Linked DNA regions of Homo sapiens: region 1 is linked to region 2. A link is an interaction called in ENCODE POLR2A ChIA-PET data of the cell type or tissue named here. Cell type or tissue: Panc1. All regions are shown on one strand.

Evidence for each region. Peaks named below come from ENCODE experiments on the same cell type or tissue, not always from the same donor. Only the 100,000 strongest peaks of a DNase experiment are listed, where the experiment ranks them.
Region 1: POLR2A ChIA-PET joins it to region 2 with 5 read pairs; 3 of 35 experiments call an interaction of 5 or more read pairs at or near these places.

What each region holds. Positions count from the first base shown.
Region 1 is chr12:75,488,322-75,493,321 of GRCh38, forward strand. It overlaps GLIPR1 (GLI pathogenesis related 1), which reads left to right. Exons shown (of 6, transcript NM_006851.3): 3 at 2,085-2,197. It overlaps KRR1 (KRR1 small subunit processome component), which reads right to left. Exons shown (of 10, transcript NM_007043.7): 10 at 2,542-5,000. GLIPR1-AS1 (GLIPR1 antisense RNA 1) reads right to left here and starts at 1,500. Exons shown (of 2, transcript XR_007063373.1): 1 at 1,455-1,500. In Panc1, CTCF peaks have their summits at 438 (motif pointing left) and 644; no DNase peak of the experiment used is centred here; H3K27ac peaks cover 2,647 bases.
Region 2 is chr12:75,630,536-75,635,535 of GRCh38, forward strand. It overlaps LOC105369844 (a long non-coding RNA gene), which reads right to left. Exons shown (of 16, transcript XR_007063375.1): 9 at 632-779. Among named protein-coding and RNA genes, the nearest start is that of KRR1, 120 kb to the left of the region's middle. RefSeq lists an enhancer at 1,807-2,390. In Panc1, no CTCF peak of the experiment used is centred here; no DNase peak of the experiment used is centred here; H3K27ac peaks cover 4,802 bases.

The DNA of each region.
Region 1 (5,000 bases), 140 kb before region 2:
GAGGTCAGTAGTTTGAGACCAGCCTGACCAACATAGTGAAACCCCATCTCTACTAAAAATACAAAATTAGCCGGGCATGGTGGCACATGCCTGTAATTCCAGCTACTTGGGAGCCTGAGGCAGGAGAATCGCTTGAACCTGGGAGGCGGAGGTTGCAATAAGCCGAGATTGCACCATTGCACTCCAGCCTGGGCAACAAGAGCAAAACTCCGTCTCAAAAACAAACAAACAAAAAAACAAAACCACAACAAAAAAACACAACACCAAGATGGAGTTGCTCTAGTTCAAACACCTGATACAGGGAGTAAATTTCATTTATTTTTAAAGTAAACTTCTTCATTTTCTGCAGCCACACTGGCTTTTCTTTGAGTTCTGTGAATGGGTCAGTCCCACCCAGGGATCACACAGGATGTTGCCCTCTGCTGGAAGACTCCAGACCAGCTCATCCCAGCTCCAGCTCCACCTCATTTCTTCAGAGAAAGGCACCATGCCATATATGCCCTTAGCATCTTCCACTGCCTATTCACAGTGGTCAAACCCTCACCTGATGAGTTTCATGACTGCTTTTTTTCTAAGTTTTGTGAATGTACCCACTGGTTCTAGCTCACTCAATTTTGAATGTATTTGGCACAGTTCTTATGACAAAATTGCTCAAAAACTTATGAGTAAAAAATAATTTAAAATGTAATTTGGTACTGCTGTAAAAATGAGTGCATTTAATTGCTGGCTGTATCCACCTTTAAATACTCTCTTCTTTAGGCTTTTGTGACACCAAACACTCTTGGTCAAGATGGGCTATATAATTGAATTTGTGGAGCCCATTGCAAAATGATGTGGAATCTTTTGTTCAGAAAGCAAAAGAAAAGCACCACTAAAGGTGCTAAAATATGTGACAGCACTGATCTAAACCAAGCATGGGGCTCTTTTGAGTGCTGGATCCCATGTAACAGCGCAGGTCTCTCTGTTCTTGGTTTCCCTCCTACATCACTGACCACTCCTTCAGTCTGTTTTGCAGGCTGGTTTTGTGTTTGCTTTCATTATTCCAGACTCTCATTTACTTGATCTATTATATTTGCCTGTGTGATCTAATCTTGCTCCATGTCTTCCAGATTTACATCTCTAGCCTTACCCTGTCCTCTGGACTGCAGCCACCAAGTTAATCTTCACTTGATATCTAATAGGCCTCTCAAAATCAACATATTCTGAACAAAACCCCTGCCCACGCTCCCACCTACCCTCCTCCTTCCCTAGTTTTCTCCATCTCAGTAAATGTTTCTCAGGCCCCAAACCAAAACTTTATCTCTTCCCCTCTTACCCTACACTCAAAATCCTTTTAACTTTACCTCTAAGCTGAGCCATGAACCTGATTCATTCTTGGGAGCTCCACTGGCATCACCCACGTGTGAGTCACTATCTTTTCATTCTTGTACCACTGAAACAGCCTCCAAAATTACCTGCTTCCTGTTCCCCTTGCTCTTCTCAGTCCGTTCACTTCGTGACCTAAGACATGAAAAAGAACATAGCACTCACAAGAATCTCCCTGATCGGTTTCTCTGCCTTTGACCTCACTGCTTACAACTCTCTCCAACTCATCAGATCTTGGCTTCACTTGCTTTCTTCCTGCCAATCTATAATGCCAAGCAAATTCCATCTCAGGGCCTTTCTCCCTGGTGTTCCCTCTGCTTGGAATGCTCTTCCTCCATTGTTTAAGTTTCCTGAATGTTTGTCCTGAGTGCTGCATCCTCGTCGTCCAAGTCTCAGTTCAAATGCTTCCTCTGAACACCCAAGTAAAATCAGCATCACCTTGCCAGCAATCACTCCCTATTGCATTACCGTTTTATTTCTTCATTGTACTGTCAAAAATTATCTTATTTCACACACACACACACACACACACACACACACACACACACCCCAATAATGGTAACTACAGGTCTATCCAGCTGATTTCTGAGTATCTAAACCTTCCTGGGTTTTAAGCACTCTAACTAGAGTGGTATACCTCACCATGTTTATGAAGACCTAATCATACCCAATGTTTATCTTATGGTTTTTCTCTGTTAAAAATCCTTATTTCCTTTCAGGTTGTTTGGGCAGATAGTTACAAAGTTGGCTGCGCAGTTCAATTTTGCCCTAAAGTTTCTGGCTTTGACGCTCTTTCCAATGGAGCACATTTTATATGCAACTACGGACCAGGGTAAGTGCCTGAATCAACCGGTTTATAGGAAACGCCCCCCCCCCCCCGCAAAAAAAAACAACAACAAAAAAAAACATTTTAGCAGTATTCCTCTTCATTATAGAAAATCTGGATAAAGTATAAATAAAAAATTAACATAACCTTTAATTCTTCTGCCCAGAGATATACTTAATTAACATTCTGGTACATTTTTCTTGGAGAGAGAGAGGGTGTGTGTGTGTGTGTACATCCTTTATATATACTACCTAAATACATACGCACATATTTTTAAGAGTGGTAAGACTAAAATATTCATCAGGGACATAAATTGTATATGGTAATACCACAAAGTGGAAGAACTGATGTTATATTTATTGGTTTATTAGAAACTTGGCAATTTTACACAATTTTCAAAGCAAAACAGATTCCTCAACTTATATAACCTATTTCATTTACTTTTGACAGTTGTTTTTAAAACAGATATAGTTCCCACTTTGGGAAACAGGGCAAACACCTTCCTCCTACTTTCTTTAAACTTACATATGTGTGCTTGTGTCATACACATATTTAGAAATCTGATCATACTGAAAATATACATTTTCTATTTTTCACTTAAAATTATGCTGTGAAAAATTTTCCTTTTCAAAATTTTAAGTGATTTTAATCATAAAAATGATAGATTGTTTATATAATGCTTACAATGCTCTCAGCACTGTTAAAGTGCTTCACATATATTAACTTAATCTTCACCAGAAGTTTATGAGATGGCTCCTATTACTACCCCTGTTTGGCAAATGAGAACAGCAAGGCACACACGGGTCAGCAACCTGCCCAAAGTTCTACAGTTAGTGACTATCACTGATGGACTTTGATCTGGCTGTCTAGCTCCAGAGTCCATGCTCTTGATGGTACCACCATCCTGTTGAAGAATTTAGATTGTTCACTATATTTTCATTTAATATATGATGAACAACCTCATATATGTATCTTCAGTCACTTCTATTTCCCTATAATTCCTTGAGATACTAGCACGTAAAGACTGTGACCATTTTTGTTTTAAGTACATATTGCCAAATTACATTCCACCATTATATCAATTTGTATTTCACCATCAGTACTAGGTATTATAATTTCTTAGTATTTTCTAATTTGATGGAAATGGCATTTCATTTGCTTTCTTTTGCATCTCTGTGATTACTAGTAATTATAAATTTCTTCACATAATTGTCTATTTATATTCCTTTTTCTGTGAATCATGTGGGCTGACCATTTTTCTACTAGATTTTCTTATTTATAAAAGTTTTTATATTTTAAAGGTTTTTAACCATTTGCAATATATATAATGATCTTTAATTTGTTGCCTTTGAATTTTTGGATTCCTGGAGATTGGCTGAAAGAAAGCCATTTCCCTGGTGTAATGTGCAGAAGACATGCTCGATACTCTGACTGAGTGCTGTAGGTGTGAAGGAGGAGACAAAGCGTCATTCTGAAGATGACAGCTTTGACTTAATATCTTAAGAGTTGGAAAATAAAGAAAACCCAGAAAAAACTAGACAAAGCCATAATTCAGTTAGTGGTAACTTTTCATGACTTTTTTTTTTTTTTTTGAGACAGGGTCTCTCACTCTGTCACCCAGGCTGGAGTACAGTGGCTCGCTTACGGTTCACTGCAGGCTTAACCTCCCAGGCTCAAGCAATCCTCCCAACTCAGCCTTCCTAGTACCTGAGACTACAGGCACATGCCACCATGCCCAGTTAATTTTTTTGTAGAGACAGAGTTTTGCCATATTGCCCAGGCTCATCTCCAACTCCTGGGCTAAAGTGATCCACCTGCCTCAGCCTCCCAGAGTGCTGGGATTATAGGCATGAGCCACTACACCCGGCCTCATATGACATTTTTAATGGTTAAGATACAATTAATTTACTGTGTGACCCTGGACAAGTTAACTCTGAATCTCAGTTTAACCTCCAATAGATCAGGGTTACAGGACCCATCACTTAGAGTAGCTATGAAAGTGACAAGAGAAGGCTTTGTAAAATACTAGGTATATATAATGCTTGGCAATAGTGAATGTTTTGTAAGTATTCATGATTTTTATTCATTAAAGTATAAATGTAAATTTTCCTGGTTTAGACTCACTTATCTTCAGAGTTATAAACAATATTAAATTATAAAACTTACAACCAAAGTTATAATGCTTCCATAAAGACTAACTTCAAATATTCATTTATTCAACAAATATTTGTTTTACTGAGCTCCAAAGGAGAACAGGGCAGTCTCTGTCTTTATGAGAGTAATATTTATGGGGCAAACAGATAATAAAAATACAAGTAAAATAACTGCATCATTATGGGGCAATTAAGGAACTATAAATAATACTGTAATAGAAACTATCAATAGGCAAGGCCCCTGTTTAGAATAATCAGGGAAGGGCTTCTTGTGTTATATTTAAGCTTAGGCATGAAGAATGAGAAGGAATCAGACATAAGAACTTCTGGAACAGCTGTCTAGTGGAGAAAAGAACAGCAAAACTTCCGTGAAGAAAAGTTTGGCAAGTTTAAACCACAGAGACTGGTGCCCTCGGTCTGCTAAACAGATGAAACGGGGGGAGGAAGGCAGTTGCAGATCTAGCGGGAACTTTTAGATCATGACAAAGTTTACATAAGAAGTCATTCAAGTATATTAAGCAGGGGAGCGATGAGACCTTTAAATTTGGACATCAGTCTGGATGGAAAATGGATTAGAGGAGCATAAAAGGTAAAACAGAGAGACCAGTTAGGAATGTCCTCATTTCCCTTTGCCCTCTGCCCTCTGAGGTATTATT
Region 2 (5,000 bases):
AACTGAAATGACACAAAGGAAAAGTCTGGCTAGAACAAAGCTGCTTTTAGCCCTGCTAGTCGTGGCCACCGGACACCCTACTACTCTTGCCACTGCCATAGCTGCTGCTGGATGCTGACACTCTCACCAGACTGAACTGTCACTGTCCTTGCTTCTTTATTTCCTTTTCTCTATGCTTAAGTTTCCCTGCAGCAACAATCTTGGCCACATGTCCACAACCCTACTTGAGGTTAAATTATTAAAAAAAAAAAAAAAAAAAAAAAGCTTCTGGCCTTTGAGGCTTTTGAGATAAAAAATAGGTTTTGTCACTATAAAATCATAAAATGTGAAAAGCAAATAATTGCTTTATATATTTTATCATTAGCTATGACCTAGAAATACATTGATCTTGCTATGCTCATCACAGATCTTTTCATTTATTCAACAATCATATATTAAATATCTTATAATTTCCTCTATGATATTTGCTGAGTTAATCAATAGTTACAGAAACATGACCACAATCTCAAGATTGGCTAAAATTAGCCCCATAAAATATGAAGAGCTCTATAAAATCCTAATGATCTCTATAAAATCCTATAGATGCCTAGGTATCTATAGGCAGCTTTGAAAGGCTGATAAAAAGACTTACCTCCACTGCAAGGCCAAGAATTGGTAATCATGTAGATCTCCTGTATGAGTTCCTCTTCACAGCAGAGATAGATTTGGACCCTAGACCCAGATGTTGCATTCCCTCACGAAACGACTGTGAGCAGGTCTCTAAGCCTTGGTTTCTTTACCTGTAAAATGAGAATAATAACAAAGTTATTATTATTAATAGAGCCTTCTATTACTTCCTCACCAAGTTTTTCTGAGGATCATATAGAATAATACATGAGTAGGTCTCAAATGAAAGTATGCAGAATACATGTAAAATATCAATAGTATTGTTACGTAAGTAGTAAGACCCTATTGCAATTGAAAAGCCACATCCATTCTAATTGAAATGAAAGCCACATCCACTCTAATCACAAGAGCTACTCTCTTAGTTTTATGCTGCCATAACAAAAATACTTGAGATTGGCTGATTTGTGAAAAACGGGCATTTATTTTCACAGTGCAGGAGGCTAGGAAGTCCAAGATCAAGGTGTTGACAGGTTTGGTCATCTGGTGAGTGCTACTCTCTGTTTCCAAGATGGCACCTGGTGCTGCATCCTTCAAGGGGAGGAATGTGTTGTCCTCACATGGTAAAAGGCAGAAGGGTGAGGGAGCCAAAGCATTAATTATGCCTCTTTTATAAGGGCCTTAATCCCATTCACCAGAGAGGGAACCCTCATTGGCCTAATCACCTCTTAAAGGCCCCTTAACGCCATTATATTGGCCATTATGTTTCAACACCCGAATTTTGGAGGGGACACGTCCAGACCACAGCTGCTACTATTTATTTATCTCTTGTCCAATTCTCTAAATATGCATAGCTCATCATTCTCTCATTGTGTCTTCTCCTGCCAACTTGACTAAGTAAAGCATCTCTCAGCTTCTGGATCCTCTCCTTTTCTCTTGGCTGGCTGCTTCACATTGGAGAGACTTCAGCTAAACTAGTTGATTTCCCTCCATGGGGGAAGAAGGATTTATTTGATAGATGACTTTGAGGTAGGAAAGTGACCCTGTTTAGACCGACAAATACTAAGAAGTCATTTTTGCCCTATACGTCATGTTGGCTATTTTTACCAATCTTCCATAGAAAAATAAAATTCTCATTATAATGTATATTACCTATAAGCATTATCTTAATTATTGTAAAATCTCAGTTCCTGGAGATTTCATTAGTTTATGTGCTATGGCTGGCTACTTAACACAGAGTATTTTACATATATTAATTCTAGGCAAATATCCCTTTATGATATTTTAGCAACTCAACCTTTAGTCATAACCAAAGAATTATAAATTGTCCACTTGTGAATACCTCAAAATATGTACTCATTTTAACTCGCTAACATGGTAAAACATGGAAAACGTGATCTATAAAGAATAAACATAAGTCATGGTGCTCACAACACAATAGAAGCACAGCGGATAGATTTCTGTTTAAAGGCTCAGCTCAACAGGGAATAGAAAAAAAGAAAACAAATGTCTCTGCCCTGCTAAGAGAAGCCTTGCCTTTGTGTGCTGTTTCCTGGCAAATGAAAAGGAAGAGAAGCTCCAGCTTGTACTGCCCTCTTAGGATTTGAAGGAACAAAAGAAAAGTAAATACTTCTCTGCTTCTAAGAATGACATTTAGGCAAAAATAGTCTATCTTTTCTTTTTGTTTCTTCTCCTTCCTTTATTATTAAACAAAAAAGACTAATGCTAAGGTGAAAATCCTTTTTGAAATTATTTTTAATTTGTGTAAAAAGTTTCGTCATTTTTTGAAAATTATAGCAGAGCTTATTTTGTTTCCCTCCTTCAAATTGTCTAATGCGATATTCAGTTGTTAATTCTTGAGTAACTTTTGATTCTTTGGTGGTGCAATCAAAATTGAAGACCACCAATTTATTCAAATGATATATTATTCCAGCCACTATAAGGAGTACCCTCAGTTAATACTGATTGTAAATGATTTCCCTATGCAAACTAACTCCTTCTCTCAAAGCCTTTTTCCTAGGACTTCAACTCATTTTATATGCTATTATGATCTGAGTGTTTGTGATCCGCCCCCCCCCCCCAAATTTTTATGTTTAAATTCTAATCCACAAGCGATGAGATTAAGAGGTAGAACCTCTGTGAAGTGATTAGATCATGAGAATGGAACCCTCATGGACCAAATTAGTGCCCTTATAAAAAAGGTCCAAGGTGGATCACCTGAGGTCAGGGGTTCAAGACCAGCCTGGCCAACATGGTGAAACCCCATCTCTACTAAAAATACAAAAATTAGCTGGGCATGATGGTGGGTGTCTGTAATCCCAGCTACTCAGGAGGCTGAGGCAGGGGAATCACTTGAGCCTGGGGGTGGAGGATGCAGTGAGCCAAGATCATGCCATTGCACTCCAGCCTGGGCGACAAGAGCAAGACACTATCTCAAAAAAAAAAAAAAAATGGCCCAAGAGAGACTCCTGGTACTTTCCACCATGTGAGGACACAGTGAGAAGGTGTCATCTATAAACCAGAAGTGGGTCCTCACCAGACACCAAATCTGCCCATGCCTTCACGTTCATCTTGGGCTTCCCAACCTCCAGAACTGTAAGAAATAAAGTTCTACTTTCTGTAAGCCACCTAGTTGATAGTATTTTGTTACAGTATCCCAAACCGACCAAGGCATATACCCACTTCGATGATATGCCATGATGGTAGCCAATGCTAGCACAGACTTAAGGCTTAATAAAAATATTATCATGTCACAATTCTGACCTCAGTAATAGTACCAGGCTCCTGGATCCATCGGTAGGGTAATTTGAGACACTCAAATGGATGGCTAAAGTTATGCTAAAGTGCTCAGTCCCAATCCACACTGAGACAAGGGCTTCCACTACCACCTCTGTCTCATGAACCCTATTTCAAAGAGCAGTGCATGTGCAAGAACCATTTTCTCACTCAATCCAAAAACCATCACCAAAATAATGTCTGGCAAACTGCATTCCACATCTTCATCCTCTAACATAAAGTGTAAGATGATAATATTTTTATTAGTGTGACATGATAATATTTTTTATTAAACCCTAGCATGTTAATACAGGTCCCCATTGCTAAAATCCTTTATTTTTGTATCTTCCTGACTTTCGGGGTAAGATACTGAGTTGAATTGTCTAAAGAGAAGAGAATCTTCTTTGACAGTTTTTGCCAAGTAGATCAACAAATGCCTTTGACATTAAAATACCATAAAGCCTAAACTGGATGCTCTTAACCCCTGGTGTCCTATTCTTATGGATTTTCTCCTAAACCCTCTGGTAATTCCTTTTTAGTATTTTTCTAGGGCTCTTTTTTCTCCCTTTTCTTGTGGGTATTAGCAGCCTCTCTTTTAACACTCTAGACTGTGGCTCACAAACCCAAGTGATAACACAGATCTGTAGATGACATGAATAAATGAAGCAGGTGGTAGGAAGGAAAAATTATGTGACTCTCTTACTCTTTACTTTTTCCATCTTTGATAAAGTAAAGAAATACCTTTTCTCTTAGAAAAACAACAACCACCACAACAGAAAACAAATACAAGCATAATTTTAAATGGCAGCTGGTATTCAATGTCAGGGAGATAAGAAGGAGTGGATGTGTCTATGGAAAACAGGAAGCAGCTGTTTCTCAGCTTCAGCCAATGTCAGCCAATAGGCAACATAACCATTAGCAAATTTTTTTCCATTTCTCAAGACAATCTGAAATTCAGGCTTTCATTTGAAATCTCTGATGTTTAAAAATTTGCTCGAGGATAACATATCTACATGCCAGAAATAGCATGCTAAAGAGAATACATCTCCATGACAGAAATGGTCAGTGGGTTGCCAGTTCGTGGCTTCTTTATCACAAATTACTAAAGGCAGTGCTTTTCAAACTGCAGAGGACAACCTACTGATGGCTGATGTCACCAATCTCATGGGTTGCAAGTAGCATTTTTAAATGAAATAGAATTGCATAGAAGAAAATGGAATAGAAAGCAACAGAATTTATCACATTTAATGGGGTAGGAATTGTAAAAGGAGATCTGTGTGTGTGCATGTCTGTGTGTGTCTGTGTGTGTAGTAGGTCTCTGTAGGTCTCTGTAAAAAAAAAAAATCTACTGCTGACTGTAGTCAATACGTTTGAAAGTCACTGCCTTGGTAACATTATTTTACCCACTTACTGTCATATGACATTTAAATGCCAATGGTTTTGAAAAGTGTATCTATAGGCTAGATTTTTATCTTGAACTCAGACCCATATTTTCAACTATCTACCAGATATTAGCACTTGGATGTTCCACACGTCCCACAAATTGAGTAATAGAATGATTAAAATAATGGGCTTTGTAGCCAGATTTGAGTTTGAATTGTGGGATTTCTCAGCCTGTTTTC